Regions from separate parts of the Homo sapiens genome. Here region 2 is linked to region 1. A link is a loop called in an ENCODE intact Hi-C map of the cell type or tissue named here. Cell type or tissue: PC-3. All regions are shown on one strand.

The links. Peaks named below come from ENCODE experiments on the same cell type or tissue, not always from the same donor. Only the 100,000 strongest peaks of a DNase experiment are listed, where the experiment ranks them.
Region 2: a loop joins it to region 1, with 8 times the contacts of the local background. A loop is called at or near these places in 13 of 110 quality-filtered maps.

What each region holds. Positions count from the first base shown.
Region 1 is chr3:16,825,707-16,833,706 of GRCh38, forward strand. No RefSeq gene overlaps it. Among named protein-coding and RNA genes, the nearest start is that of PLCL2, 55 kb to the right of the region's middle. In PC-3, a CTCF peak has its summit at 3,255 (motif pointing right); a DNase peak (open chromatin) is centred at 3,335; H3K27ac peaks cover 469 bases.
Region 2 is chr3:16,894,621-16,902,620 of GRCh38, forward strand. All of the region lies in intron 1 of PLCL2 (phospholipase C like 2), which reads left to right. Among named protein-coding and RNA genes, the nearest start is that of PLCL2, 14 kb to the left of the region's middle. In PC-3, no CTCF peak of the experiment used is centred here; a DNase peak (open chromatin) is centred at 3,111; H3K4me3 peaks cover 1,343 bases; H3K27ac peaks cover 1,663 bases.

The DNA of each region.
Region 1 (8,000 bases):
AAAATTTCCAACTTTTCCTTTCCCATATCCACCCAAAAAAAGGTCAAGAGCTGGGATCCAGCCTGAATTAAGTGGAGTGTGGGTGTAGTTTGTCAGCTGGGTCTTCTGTTTGTGGTTAAGGTCCAGCCCATCAGGTTGAAGGCTTACTGACACATGTGTGGGAATGGGAGGTTCGTCATATGCTTGTCTTAAATTAGTCTGCTGCTTCATTAGATGGACTAAAAAGCTGAGGAAAGAGGATGGGGCTGCAAGGGGAATGGTATCTGGTCCCAGTTCCTCCCCCAAACCAGCCCTGGAACGTTAGTGAGTAACTTCACTTCCCTCTGCGCTTGGCCACCTCTTCGGTAAAATTAAGAGAGTTGGATTCCATTCAAAGTCACATCTCAGTTCAGCCAAGAGACATGCTTTTCTTGGCCCCACAGTGCTTTCAAATTTTTTGAATTAATTGTGAACATTAAACAATTGGAATCATTTACATAAAAATCTAGATTTCCAGCTTCTTTTGAAAAATTGGAAGAGATGTTCTTGCCACATTGGGTCCCATAGGACAACCATGGGCTGGAGTTGAGAGCCATCCACTCTCTTTAGATGGGACATACTCTCCCCAGGTTTCCATTCCTCACCTGGCCAATGTCATTGTTTACTTACCTGCCTGGCCGCTATAGACTATGGGGAAATCTGATCATAGTCCCTTCCAGAAGTCGAAATACCTTTATCCATGGGATCTTAAAACCTGTAAGGCAGGGGCGAAATCTTATAGACTCGGGCTTAGTCAAAATTTTCATGTAAAGATAAGGATGATCAAAGGAAAACTAATAAATGGTAATGTTCTCTCTTAGATACTTGCCTATGTTTTATCTTTAACCTCAAAACATAGAATTCATAATATTTGGCATACTTTCTGTGTATTTTTATATTCTGGCTCACTTTTGGAAGGCGTAGGCAGAGACAAAACAAAAGCCATAAAAGGTTACAAAGAAATTGCGTAGTCAAGAAGAGAAGACACCAGGATAATGTGTTCTCAGAAGGACAGTCTGAAATTACAGAGGAACTACCTGTTCTTCAAAACAAAATTATCTGAAATAAATTCCAAGAAAATATGCCAGGTGGGTGCTAAATCTGATGTTTTTATATAGTCCACATTTAATAAAATTATCTTCTTTGACAGGATGTGAAGTTTTTAGGGAGCTAGGCTATTTATTTAGAAACTTTCATTTGATCAAAAGTCACCAGAAATCACACATAAGTTTAATTTTGTTAACTCTTAAAGCTCTTCAGATAGGACCATAATAAAAATACAGCTGGATGCAAATAAATTAGTGTAATGCAGCCTGACCACTCACAACATTGTTTTATGCATTTTGTTTATTTTTATTGAATATTTGTGAAAACAAAAGTAATATATACATATATAAAATACAGTAGAAAGGTGAGAAATGAGCAGTAAATGTCTCTTCTCCTTTATCTTTTATTATTTATTGTGGTAAAATACATATAAAATTTACCATCTGGACCATTTTTAAGTGTACCATTCAGTAGAGTTAAGTATATTCACGTTGTCATGTTTTCTCTCTTAACCCCAATATTAACCCCAGTTATGTTTTTCTATATTATTTCAGAAAATTATATGCACATTTTTATTATTCATACAAATAAATTTCCTTACATCTTCCAAAGCTTTGACATCACCATAGACCAATCTTTCTTGTTCTTTGCAATGACTACAGAATACTCCATTTTTATAAATAGGCCATAATTTACTTAACCAATTCTTTATTAGTGGATACTTAGACCATCTTGAGATCTCGGCTGCTACTGAAAAGAAAAAAAAATCCTATAGTAAACATATTTGGTCCATACATCTTGACCTATGTACAAGTGTATCTTGTGGGTAAATTCTCAGCAGCCAATAAACTGAAACATTTGTTCGGTTGAAATTTTTCTATCTGAACGTGGATATAGTTCCATAATAACACTTTTTAGATTGGGTAGAATACTCATGATAAACTATAATGACATATGTGATAAATTTCAGTGGTAGCTTGGACCCTGGGATTAGATGACCTACTTCCAAATCTAGGCTTTCACAGACTAGCTGTGGGGCCTTGGAAAACTTGCTTATAACATCACTTGCTTCAACTTCCTCATCTGAAAAATGGGATTAATAATACTACCTGCCTCTAAGGGTTGATGGAAGAATTGCTGAATGAACAATACCTGGCACATAGTAAGCATTATATGCATTAGCTATTATTTTAGATCTCTTAATCATAAAATTTGAGCTTGATATTTTAGACATGATAGCTCATCAGATATTTTCAATTAAAAGTTTTCAAGATCCCAACATTTTATTCTATAATTCTATTCCCAAGGCATCTGTAAAATAGACAAAACCTCACAACATGCAAAAACTAAAAGGCCTTACCTGTACTCAATCAATTCTTGTTTTCTTCTGTTTCTTTAGGAGTACTTTGGATTTCTCTTTCTTTTTTCTTATATTTGGCATGGGAATTGCACTTAATTTTCCTGAACTTACTCTGGGTCAAATGAAAACCTGGGATGACTTTTTGTGAGAACAATTCTTTACCACACCCTAAATGTCTGAAAATCTCCCCCATACTTTGCAAAATAATTTTGACTTTGTTTAGTTACCTATAATGACTCATTTCTTTTCATAATGAGGATACAGCCAAAAGAATCCCTATGATGTCCTTCTCCTCAGTTTCCCTGACTTGGGTGGGTGAGAGAAGAAGGCTGCAGATTTACCAATAGCCCATCTGCTGGGTGGCCACTGGCTACCTGCCTGGATTCTGAAGGTCTTACTTTGTGTCACAGAGCCCAAACCACTCACTCTTTGTTCCAGACTAGTTCTTCCTTGCTTATTTTTAGCCTTACAGAAAGCCTCTCCCATCCCTCTCTATCGCTTTGATTAACGGCCTTTTGTTAGAGCGACAAGGATGATTCAGGTGAAACAACAGAAACACTGGCAAAGAAGAGGTTGGTTGGCAGGAAAGATGGTGGGATGGCATGTGGACAGGTCTTTGTGCAGATGGTTTCTGTCCAGTGTAGTGGCCGTAGCTGAGTGCTGTTGTGTGCACCTGTAATCTCAGCTACTTGGGAGACTGAGGTAGGAGGATCCCTTGAGCCCAGGAGTTCAAGGCCAGCCTGGGCAATATAGTGAGAGGTTGTCTCAAAAAAAAAAAAAAAAAAAAAATCCAAAGGCCTCTTAGCTCCTGCCATTACTTCGTGGCCACAAGGGGTCCCTCTGCCCTAGATTGTCAGGTGATGGCAAAACATACAATCTTGAAGGTCAAAGAAACAATAAGGGATCTTGTAGACTTCCATTTTAAAGCCTCAGATGCAAGCTGACTCGCTGTGAGTAATTACAGTTGGAAAGAAGTTTTGTTGCTGTCGTTTGTTGTTTGTTAGTAACAATGCCTTGAACTGATTTCTGAAAAAGTATATATCCTAGAGCAGTGGCCCTAATGCCCTGAACTGCTCTGACTGAGTCTGACCTCAACTCCAGGCAGAGCCGAGGGATTCATGCTGAAAGCTAACGAAGAACCTAAATATTTTTTGAGCACCAATTATGTTCCAGACTTTGTTCTAGAACCTGAGAAGGCAGTGAACAGAGTGGAGAAAGCACTAGTGTTCAGGGAGCTTACTTAGTGGTGAGAGCAGTTATAGATAGATAAATAGCCAATAGAATTGGTAATGGTAAAGACTAAGAAAAATAAAGTGGGATAAGAAAGGTGAAGAATGACAGCAGTAAGAAAATGAAGTAAAAGACATCATATTGTAAAGAAAGGTTTGAGATGACATAATTTTGTATGTAGAAGATTCTAAAGAATCCACTAAAACACCATTTGAACAAATAAGTGGTTTGACAACGTTGCAAGATACAAGATCAATATACAAAACTCAATATATTTTTATATACTTGCAATGAACAGTATGAAAAAAATAAGAAAATAATTGTATTTATAACAGCATCAAATAGAATAAAATACTTAGGAATAAATTTAACAAAAGAATTGCAAAATATGTACTCCAAAAACTGCATAATATTGTTGAAAGAAATTAACAAAGGGCTAGATAAATAAAAAGATATTCCATGTTCATGAATCAGAAGATTCATTGTTAAGATGGCAACACTCCTTAAACTGATCTACAGACTCAAACCCTATCAGAATCCCAGTTGGCTCCTTTGTCAAAATTTACAAGATAATCCTAAAATGTATATATGGAATTGAAAGGGACCCCCAAATAAATAAAATAATCTTGAAAAACAAGAACAAAGTTGGAAGACTCACACTTTCTGATTTGATTTGATTTGGAGATGGAGTCCCACTCTGTCGCCCAGGCTGGAGTGCAATGGTGCGATCACGGCTCACTGCAACCTCCGCCTCCTGGGATCAAGTGATTTTCCTGCCTTAACCTCCCAAGTAGCTGGGATTTGCATGCACCACCACACACAGTTAATTTTTGTATTTTTAGTAGAGACAGAGTTTCACCATGTTGGCCAGGTCTTGAACTCCTGACCTCAAGTGATCCACCCGCCTTGGCCTCCCAAAGTGCTGGGATTACAGGCGTGAGCTATCATGCCTGGCCTACACTTTCTGATTTTAAAAGTTACTATTAAGCAACAGTAATCAAGATAGTGTGATACTTGCATAGTATAAACTTACAGGTCACCTGGATAGCCATATGCAAGTGAATGGATTTGGATCTTTACCTCTCACTACGTATGAAAATTGACTCAAAATGGATCAAAGGCTTGTATGTGAGAGCCAAAATATAAAACTTTTAGAAGAAAACCCAGGGGTAAATCTTCTTGACCTTGAATTTGGCAATGGATTCCTTGATATAACATTAAAAGCACAAGCAACAAAAGAAAATATACTTAAAATGTTCTTCACTAAAGTGAAAAACTTGTGGGCCTTCAAGAACATCAAGAGAGTGAAAAGACATCCCTAAAGAAGGGAAGAAAATATTTACAAATCATATATCTGATAAGGAACTTAAATCTAGAATATGAAAAGAACTCTTGCAACTGACTAAGAAAAAGACAAATATTCCAATTTAAAATGAGCAACAGATTTGAATAGGCATTTCTTCAAGAAAGATGTACAAATAAACACATGAAAAGAGGTTCAGTATCATTAGCCATTGGGGAAATGCAAATTGAAATCACAATGATATGCCACTTCACTCCCACCAGGATATTTATAATTTAAAAGTCAGATAACAAGAGTTGACTAGGATGTGGAAAAACTGGAAAAAACGTTAAACAGACATTAGTAATCAGACATTACTAGTGTGAATACAAAATGATGAAGCCACTTCGGAAAACAGTTTGGCAGTTCTTCAAGTGTTTAAACCTAGTTACGTTTGGCACAGCAATTCTCCTAGGTATATACCCAAGAGAAATGAAAACATGTCCACACAAAAACTTGTACATAAATATTTACAGCAATATTATCCGTAATAGCCAAAAGAAGGAAACAACCCAAATGTCCATCAATTGATGAATAAACAAAATGTGGTGTATCCACACAATGGAATATTATTAATGCATGAAAAAAATGAAGTACTGATATATGCTACTGTGTGGATGAACCTTGAAAACATTATGCTAAGTGAAAGGAACCAGTCACAAAACGCCATATATTATATGATTTCATGTATATGAGATGTACAGAATAAGCAAATATATGGAGATATAGTGTAGATTAGTGGTAGCTTAGGCCTGAGCTTAAGGCTGGAGTGAATTTGAGAGTAATAGCTATAGGGGACAGGGTTTCTTTCTGAGGGGACAAAAATGTTCTATAATTGATTGTGGTGATGTGTGCACAACTGTGAATATACTAAGATACCATTGAACTGTGTGCTTTTAAAATGGGTGACTTTTATAGTAGATGAATTATATAAATATAAAGCTGTTATAAAAAGAGAGAGAGAGAAAAAAAAGGAAGAAAGAAAGAAAAAAGAGGGAGGGAGGGAGGGAGGGAGAAAGGGAGGAAACATGTCAGGATCAGAATTTGCAGGAAGTACCAGCAGCTTGAAAGAAGAAACAAAGGGGGTGACAAGGGTAGAGAAGAGGGGACTCTTTCAAAGGGGGAATATGCATCTTAAAGGCCTCTTTAATAGGGTGATGTGTATGTCAGTTGAGACTTTCAGGAAGGGAAGAAATGAACCATATGGATATCTGGAGAAAAAGAGTTCTGGGCAGAGCAAAGGCCCCTTGGCAAGCATGTGAGTGGTGCATTTGAAGAGCAGCATGGAGATGTAGGTGGCAGAGGCAGAATGAGTGAGCGAGGCAGGGAGCATGATGTCTAAGGAGCAGGCGGGGGCCGGATAATGTGGGGCTGGCAGAGCCCCATTGGGATGACTTCAGATTTTTACTGAGTAAAATGGAGAGTAATTGCAGGGGTTTGAGCAGATAACATGCCCCGATTTCCCATTTACAAAGACCAAAATATACTGCAGTGTGGCAAATAGGCTGTGAGGGATGGAGTGTGAGGGAAGTGGTAAAGCCAGGGAGGATGCCATTGGCACAGTTCAGGTGAGATGGCTTTCTGTCTCTATGCTGTGCTTTAGTTTCTCTCTTATAATTAAGGAGACAATAGAAATAGAAATTTAGTAGAAACAGAACCTACAGTCTGAAAATAGCACACACCACTTAAAAGCAAAATTTCCTGGAAAAGTGTGGACAAATGGCCATCATCCACAGTGCATAAAAATGTTTGCTTCCAATTTAACACTCTGCATGATGTTAATTAATGGCATAAGTACGTGTTTGATGTCTTTCTCCCACGTTAGGCTGAAAGCTTCACAATGGTCTGAACCATGTCCATTGTGTTCTGGAACATTGTGCTAAATCCCTGGTGTCTAGAACAGGGTCTGACACAAAATACATCCTCAAAAAAACCCAAAACAAAACTCATTGAATGAATCAATTAACGAGCCGTTGTCAATCATCTTGTCCCTAGTTATTTCAATGTGTGCTGAAGGCAGTAGGTGACCACCAAGCATCTGTGTCCTCCTCTATATTTCCCAGCCTTCCTTGCAGTTAGCTATGGCCATGTGACTGTTGCTGGCCAGCAAAAAGTGAACAGAAACAAGTACTAAGATGGTAGCTGGAGTGTATTCTGCATCATTCGATTCTCTTGTGAGATGGTCTTGCAGGCTACAGATTCTAGATGGCAGAGCCTACAAGATGGAGTAGGACAACCTGACCTATGTAAGATTTAACAAGAGTTAGAAACAAATGTTTTTTCAGTTTGGCCAATGAGATTTTTCTTTTGTGGCAGTAAATACTATTGCTTTAACATATTATGTTTTTTCCCCCCATTTTCCGAGTACAAGCCTTTGTAGTATACTCCAAACTGCTGGATTATTTTGGATAATGACAGTTGGAAATTGCCTGCTGCTTCTCAAGTTTAATTTTCCTTTCCACTGTCTCCTTCTTACAGGGCAAGACGTTAATGCTTTTCAAATATTCTCATCACATTTGAAATCACGACAGTAGCAGAGTGGCATATTTCATAATTTCTATAAGGCACTCAGTGTAGTTGGACCCAAGGCCCTGGTGATAATAATGGAAGCAACCTAGTCCAGTTCTAAAAAATAGGGCTGGACATCCTCTCATAATTTTTCCAACAATTGGAGGTGAAAGTGTGAAGTCTTCATTCAGCTGGGAAAGGGGTTGGCAGATGTTTGGAAGAGATGAGCATTGGCTGAGCTCCATTGTAAATGTTCTCGACTTGATTTGTTCACTTCATCTCTTTATTCTGCCCACTCAACTCCATTCTCAATTTCTTGTTACCCAGAAAGTAGTCTGTGGGATCTAGTTATTAGGATAACTAATGTTTTATGTTTTATTTTTAACACTAAGCCAGCAAATCCACTATTTTTACCTATTATATCTGGAATAAAAGAACACAATTATAAGTTCAATAAAAATAGTTTATTTTAGTAAGAGAAGGAACATGCAGACA
Region 2 (8,000 bases), 69 kb after region 1:
TGCTTTTTGATTGTAACTATTGTGACGGTTATGTAATGGTACTTCACTGTGGCTTTTTGGCTGAATTTCTCTCATGGCTAATGATGTTGAACATCTTTTCATATGTTTCTTGGCCATTTGGATATTCTCTTTTGTGAAAATGCTTGTTCAAGTCTTTTGCCCATTTAAAAAGTCAGGTTGTTTTTATTTTNAAAAAAATGGTATGTAGGACTTAATTTACATTTTCTGAATATGTCTTTTGTGATATATATATATATTCAAGTTGTTTATATGGTTTAATGTTTATTATTGAAGAAAATAAAGGATATCGCTTAGATTTTTATTTCTATCAATCCGTGCTAATAGCTTATATTAAATGCCAATGTAATTATTCAGATGATATATATGTTTTGTGATATATCACAAAAGACATTTTCAACATATATAGATATGTTGAAACACGTATCTATATAGATATAGATATATGTTGAAACATGTATCTATATCGATATAGATATATGTTGAAACATGTATCTATATCGATATAGATATATGTTGAAAATGTCTTCTAGTATGTGACTTGCTTTTTCACTGTCTTAAAGGGTATATTTTAATGAAAATTCTTAATTTTAGAGAAGTTCAGTGTATCAGTATTTTTCTTTATGGTTATTATTTTTGAGTCCTGTTTCAGAAATGTTTACTTAGCCTAATTCTATGAAGATAGTCATTTATTTAACCACTGGAGTCTTATTGTTCTATTTTTCATGTTTAGATCTGGATTTCATTTTGTGTGTGTGGTGTGAGGTAGGGTTAAAGATTTTCTTTCCATATAAATATCCAATTAATTCAGCACCATTTATTTGAAAATAGAATCTCTTTCCCACTGCACTGCATTGGTCTTCGATCCTAGATCAAGTGGCCATTTATGTATGGGTCTGTTTTTGGAGTCTATTTTGTTACATACACATAAAGTCCTTATATACTTACCACACTGTCTTTCTGGCTAGGTATATACCTAACAGGAGTTACTCCATATGTATATTGAAAGACATTTCCAAGAGTCCTTAAAGCAGCATTAATTCTAACAGTCCCAAATTGAAAGCAACAACTCAAATGCCTATCTTATAAAATAGCGTATCATACAGTGGAATCCTATGAGGAAAAGGAAGAAAGAACAGAAACAGCAGATGACTGCCCTATGCACTGCTTGAGTCTCCCAAGCATAATGCTAAGGGAAATAAACCAGCCACAAAAGAATACATATTTTTGATTATAATTATATAAAGTTCAAAAGCAGCTAAACTAATTTGGAGTGGTAGAAGTTATAATAGTGGTTACACTTGGGGATAATAATTGAGGGAGGAAGCAAGGGTCCTACTGGGTGCCAGTGATGTTTGGTTTCTGCATCTGGTTGGTGATTCCAAATGTGGGTTTACTTTGTAAAAATCCATTAGGTTTTACACTTAGGATTTTTTTTCTGGAAGTCTATCATACTGCAACAAATTAAGTTTATTCAAACAATTAAATTGTGAACATTAATCAAACTCAGATACCAATTGGTTACTTCCTCCTGCACTATTTAGGGCCGTGCCTTTTACAGTTTTTTGCTGTCTGTGGATCAGCATGTGAAACATTTCTGCTGCTGTGGACACTTGTACGTGGTGAGACCTGCTAAAGCCCTGCACTAGTTGATGGCCTGGAGAGGGGGTGGGTGGAGAGAGGGGCAGCTTGCTGGAAGAGCCTGAGGACTGGATCTTCCTTGGAATATACTGAAAGCACAAAAGGAGCTGGGCCTGGGTGGAAAGTTGACACATTAGTGAAGAGTGTGTTGGTCACTGCAGTCATCTTACACTGCAGTCGTGATTGCTTGGAGTTTTTATGATTTGTTTAGTGTAGTTTTGAGCTTCAGGTGCACTCGAAAGTTTTAATATTTGAAAATGTGCTGCTCATAATAAAACTTTGAGAACCACTCGTTTGTGGAGCACCTGCTCTTCACATAACAGTTTTCTAGATAGAGCTTTTTGGTCTCAAAAGCAGTTAACAGAGCAAAACCAGTTATCCAGATATACGGACAAAATGGAGAGTTGTTTGATCACTGCTAAGTAATAGCATACCTAGGATCTCAGGTGGTCGGTCAACAGAGAGTTTTAGCTCTACTGAACACTTATTCTGCCTAATCTAAATATTCTTTTGGGTAGGAAAGGACGAAGGGGAAATAATCTTCAGATGGGTCATTTTAAGACACATTGGAATTACCTGGATTCTAAAACATACTAATGTGAAGACCCCACCTGGCTGCAATTGAATCAGAACCTCTGGGGGTTTCCTAAAGTGCCCTGGGAGATTTTAAAGTATAGCCAGGGTTAACAACAGCTGTGAAACCTTTCTTATATGTTGGGTTCTCGACTTCCCTGTGTAGCTCTGTTAGATATGAGAGAACAAACAGCTCCCGGAATCCTGCAGATGATAGTTGGTGAGCATGTGGCTGGTGGGGTGTAGGGGGCAGGATTAAACCTTAACTTGCCGCGGTGGAGTTTTTCTTTAAGGGAGTCGAGCTGCCCTTTTTTGGAGGGGATATAAAATGTCAATGAAGGGGAATAATTCCTTAGTAAAATTTGGAGAAATAGATTTTATATGTGAAAATGACAGTCTGCCCTATGTGTCTTTTTTTGATCTAGGTAAAGGTAAAAATTATGTCAATTAAAAAAAAAAAAGGCCCTGGGTTGGTTATTTGGAGCCTTAATCCCCCTTGATTAATCATTACTGTGCAGCTCCTAGTCCCTGTAGTTCCTGGCGAGTCCCTGGGCTCTTGTCCATCCCTCACAAGAGAAACTATATAGGTGTACCCATGGCATTCTGCAGCATGAAGGAGGAGCCTCCCTAGGAAAAATTGTCTTTAGAAAGAATTAGTTTGGCAGAGGCACTAGCACTATTTCTAGAGAGAGGTGATTGGATGTTTCACTTTGCTAAATGAGTGTAGTAAAAACGCTGTTTACTCACAGAAGATTATAAATCGGCACTTGCCAGACAGGTGTCTGTTTGTAAGGGTGATTTATGCGGGGAGGATGTGAACCATCTGGTGATGCTCCAGTGCTCCGCCCGAGGGTGGGCTGACATCTGGGTTGGCACGTCATGACCTTTGCGTGAATGTGTACTTTCTGAATGCTAGAGCATTTTCCTCTTGCCATGCTGACCTTCGCGGTAAAGAGGAATGAACATTGAACTCCTGAGGCATCTATAAAACATATTTTATTGGCTGCAAAGCAGTAACATGAAGATTTCAGTCGTTACTTGTTTGTAACCTTAGTTATGCAGTGTGTACTCATTTTCTCCTCAACTGGACTGCACAAATTATTAGAGGTTGTCATTCCCATTTATTTTTTTAGGTCATTTTTTTTTTCTCTTCCACATTGACAAGGATGAGTCTTCTAGCCAAGAAGCTTGTGCCCCTCACTTGTCTTGAGTAGGCACCAAGGAAGAGTAGTGACCTGAGGGGAAGGCCAAGTCCTTGGAGACCCCTGTTTAGAGGCCGGAGAGGCACCAACAGTTTGGCAGCAGCAAAGTTTTCTCAAGCTGTCCCTATCTTGATTGTGACACAATTGTTAACACATATACCTTTGACAGGCAGTTTTATTTACGTATTCTAAATGGGAGGTGTAGTAGAAATGAACTTTAATATTCTTTGGGGAGAGAAAATCTACAGCCTTTTTTTTTTGGAACATTCAGTACTCAGTAATATTTACCAAGTGAAGAATAAGAGAGGTTTCCTTTCCTACAGCATAATTAGCCAGATCTTACCCATCTTCATTGTTAGGAAAAAAAGTATTGTTGAAAAAGATTTTAAAATAGTTAAATAGCCCTTTTGTCCTAAGGAATAGCTGCCGGGTATGAATGCTACCCGGAGGGGTCTGGAAGCAAGAGAGTGAAATAGTGCGAGAGAAACAGGCACATAGCCACATAGCAAGCGTTCTACTGGGCTCCTTACTGGGAAGTTGGTGAGATGTGTGGCCTCTGTGGCAGTGGCCCTGACCTGTCCTCATCATTACTGGTTGCCAGACAGTAAAGTAAGACAAGGTGGAGGATGGCTTAGAAGATACCACCAAAATAACAGGGCTTGATAAAGCTGTCCCCAGATACAGTTTGGCAACTCTCAGGGCCGTCATTCCTGGGAACAACAGGGACCACGGGATCTATTAGTTATGTTCCAAAATGGCACTTAAAACCTTTCCACACCAGGTCACACATGGAAAATGATATAATTGTCTAGATAACATGAGGAGATTGCTTGGGGCCAGAGGCCCCAGCCAGCTGTGGCAGGGGTTGGAGGGTGGAGGGGGAGGGGGTTGCGGGGACCCACGCCTTGGCAGGCCATTTGGCAGTAATACTTGGCAGTAACCATTAGTGCTGTGCTGGGGCGTGTTTGTCAGGAGGTTGTGCTTCAAAAGGTGGTAGAGAGAAGAATGGAGGAACAAGGAAAGGTACAGTAAGCTGCAGAGTGCTGTGTATCTGTCACTATCGAGGGGATGCCCTTTGCACCATGATTCTCACTTTAGTGGTGAGTTGAATCTTGGCCTCAAGGCATGTCATGGAGCTGTGGCCACTGTGGAAACAACACCAGCAGACAGCTTAGCCTGTATATGGATGGAGCGTCTCAGCAGGGAGAGGAACAGTTGAGCATCTACCTTCACAAGAGGGCTGCTTTTCTACATAGAGAGGACTGTTAGTCCAGCCTTAGGCTTTTCTGCTGTATCTAAACAGAGCAGCCCATTGGGGTCATGTTTGAAAACAGCAACAACAGAGTATCAAGTAGGTACAGAGGCTGAATTCCCTGAATTTCTGTGCAGAAGTTCACACCAGAGACCTGGACACTAGTTGGGGAGCTGGCCTGTGGAGACCAAGAGCTGCAACTTGAGAGTCATGAGTTCTGATTCGGGTCTGCACCTCTGCTTGGTTGAAGTGTTAAATGTGTCCAGAAGACTGTGTTTTCTCCTCTTTTTTCTGTAAAAAGTGCGTGAAATCTTGTCTGCTTGATTTCTTGTATGTCTTTTCGGGACCAGGGCAAGTACTTTTCGCATGACTGACATGGTAAGTAAAACCTGTATGGATCTTGGGAAGAGCTCTTGGTCTGAATGATTCAGTTTTTGCTATTTTGCTGTTGATTTGATTATTTATGTGAGAAAGATCTGTGCTGTTCCTGAAAATTTGCTAATAAATCCATTAAAATATCCCCCCCGCCGCCCCCCGTCAAAACACCCTAACAAGAAACTATCCTATTTTAGAGGGCACGTTTACTTTTTCCCATCTCTTATTTGAAATGTTCTTTTCAACATTCCCTGCTTTGCTTTTTTGAATATCATGTTTTAGTTTTTTATTTTTATTTTGGTTCACTGTGGCTTTGGTTTAATTACCCTTTTAAATGGAAACATGTAACTGCAGGCCCAGTCCATCATTTGTATTAGTTTTCAGCACTCTGAACTTGGGTGGGTTGGGCACGATTGTTTTAGTTGCTACCTGGATAAGACTGTTGAGATCTTAATCTCAGAGTCTTGAAGAATTCTGTTACTGAGGTAGCAGTGACTGTTTACTAAAGAAAATAACCTTCATTTTTTCTTCTTGACAGAGGTAAAAATTCAGAGAAGAATTTAAGAAGTCAGGGCAATAAGATTAATTTAAACAGTTATTTCTGTGTGTTTAGTATTGTCACTAGACTTAAAAAGACAATAAAAATTTTAACTGATAAAATTACAAATCATCCTTGTTTTCCTCATAGAGCATATCAAATTCAGAAGAAAGAAGCTATAAACTTTATATCTAGCATGCATTTTGACTTTTAAGAAAATCAGTTAAACTCTGTATCTCACCGTATTCTCTCTACAGTATATTGAAATAAAGCTATATGTTGATTTGCTCATTTCATTAGGATTATTATCCTGATGTTTTAAAAGGTTTTTAAAGCTCCTGAAGCAAGATGTTATAAAAATGCAAAAAACTTCATAACCAAAAAAGTCTGGGAAAGTTAGTTTGTATGCTAATAACACCTCATATTTGCATAGCTCTTTCATCCCTGCAAGACCACCTTTAACATCAGCTTAGTGGGCTCTCACAATGCTCCCGTTCGGTGGACATCATCAGTGGCCTCCATTTTGCAGGTGAAAAAGTTGAGGCCCATGTAAAATACACGTGGTCACACTAGACTTTGGCAAGGTTGGGCTTTGGACTCAGATCTGCTGGTTACTCTCCATGCCACTTGGGTACCTTCTCACATTTTATACGTGTAAATTGGGAAGGTAGCAATTCATTTCTCTCTCACTTCAAAAATGGAAACTCAGTATCATCAAAAGATAATCTTGGAGTGGCACTGTTTGAGGTGGTGAATTGTTTGCTAGTTGAGAAACCAAAGAGTTGTTTTTCTTCTGTGAAAGGAACTGAAGTTTAACGCCTTGATTGTGTGTTGCTGGCCCACTGTTACTTAGAAAAATTAACTGCTCCACTGCTTATTTTGATAAGGCAGAGCAGCTGTTTGTCCTTGAAGTTTCAAAAAATTATATTTATGCACTAAATTTATTTGGCAAGTCAGACCTGTTTGTTCCAATAAAGCAACAGTATCTCCCCTGGCCATTCTGGAAGCCACCTGTTGCTTTCAAGAGTTACATGGAAGGGGCTGCTCCTGAGATATTAAAGACTCTTCAGAATGTGGGGGCCACATACTGGAGCCATGTGACCCAGTGGGGAGCTGGTGCTGATGAGGTCAAGGTCTCAGGCTGTCCTCCTTTGTGTAGGGAGCTTTGCAGAGAGCAGGACTCCACTCCATAGTCCAAGTCTGCATCCTCGACTTGGGCAGTGCCCACACAAATGGGCAACTGTTGGCAAGGGCATCTATGTATGTCCATCCTGTCACCACCCCCTCACCGTCCTTAGCATATAGTCTTACCACTTGTGTCTTAGAGAAACCCTTTAGCCTTTGTCTTGAGACCTGTACACTGGTCCTCCTCTGTTAATTAACAGGCAGGGAGCTGCCTCTCCTCCAGTTGTCCCTGTACTCTGGATCGCATCCTCTCCCTCCTGTGTCTTTAACTTCTCTGTCTGTGCCGTGTTTCCCCCATCAGCCTGTAAGCATTCTCACGTTCTAAAAAACAAGAAAGGTAGCAGTAGCCTCTCTCTAGCCTTCTCAGCTCTCTCTTCAGCTACCTCCTAAACTCTCTTCTCCCTGTTTTCAGCTGTATCTAAAGAGTGTCTGTGATCTCTTTCTGCATTTGCTTTCCTTCCATTCACCCCTCCACCCTGCCCCGCTTGTGAAGATCATCAGGGCTGTCTGTGCCACACAGTGAATAGGTCTCCTTCTCTCATTCCATGCCTCATTCTGGACAACTTGTTCCATAGCCATAGCTGCAGTTACCCATGGATTCACTGGTGACTCTCACATTGATGTTTCCAGCTCAGATTTGCCCTCTGAGCCCAGACACTGCTGTCTGCTCTGCATCCCCTCTAGCATGCCCCCAGCCATCTCACTACAATGTATTCACATCCAACCTTCCCTGTCTTATCCTGCCCCCTCCTCCTATCTGGTCCTTTTCTGAAGTTATTTAGTTTGGCAGATGACACCACTATCCATTCTCCTTTATGGCCATTGAATCGGACTGGATGAAAGAGAGAGTATTTTTTTTAAGGAGTTGGCAAGGTTAAGAAATTACAGCAAGGTCTTCTTTCATAAGAGAGTGCATTTACCTTTTTGAAGAGAAATGATCAGTTCTGATAGGGGCTGCTATTAAAATTAAACAATTGCGTGATTTCCATGCATTTACCTTTTTCTAAGAGAAATGATCAGTTCTGATACATGCTGCTATTAAAATTAAACAAGTGCATGATTTCTATAGCAAGAACATGGGCTGAACTGAATTAAAGTGATTTAACTCTTAAGTGTAACTTTCTCTCTAAAATGCTTTGGGGCCAGGCACGGTGGCTCATGCCTGTAATCCCAGCACTTTAGGATGCCAAGGCAGGTAGATCACTGAAGGTCAGGG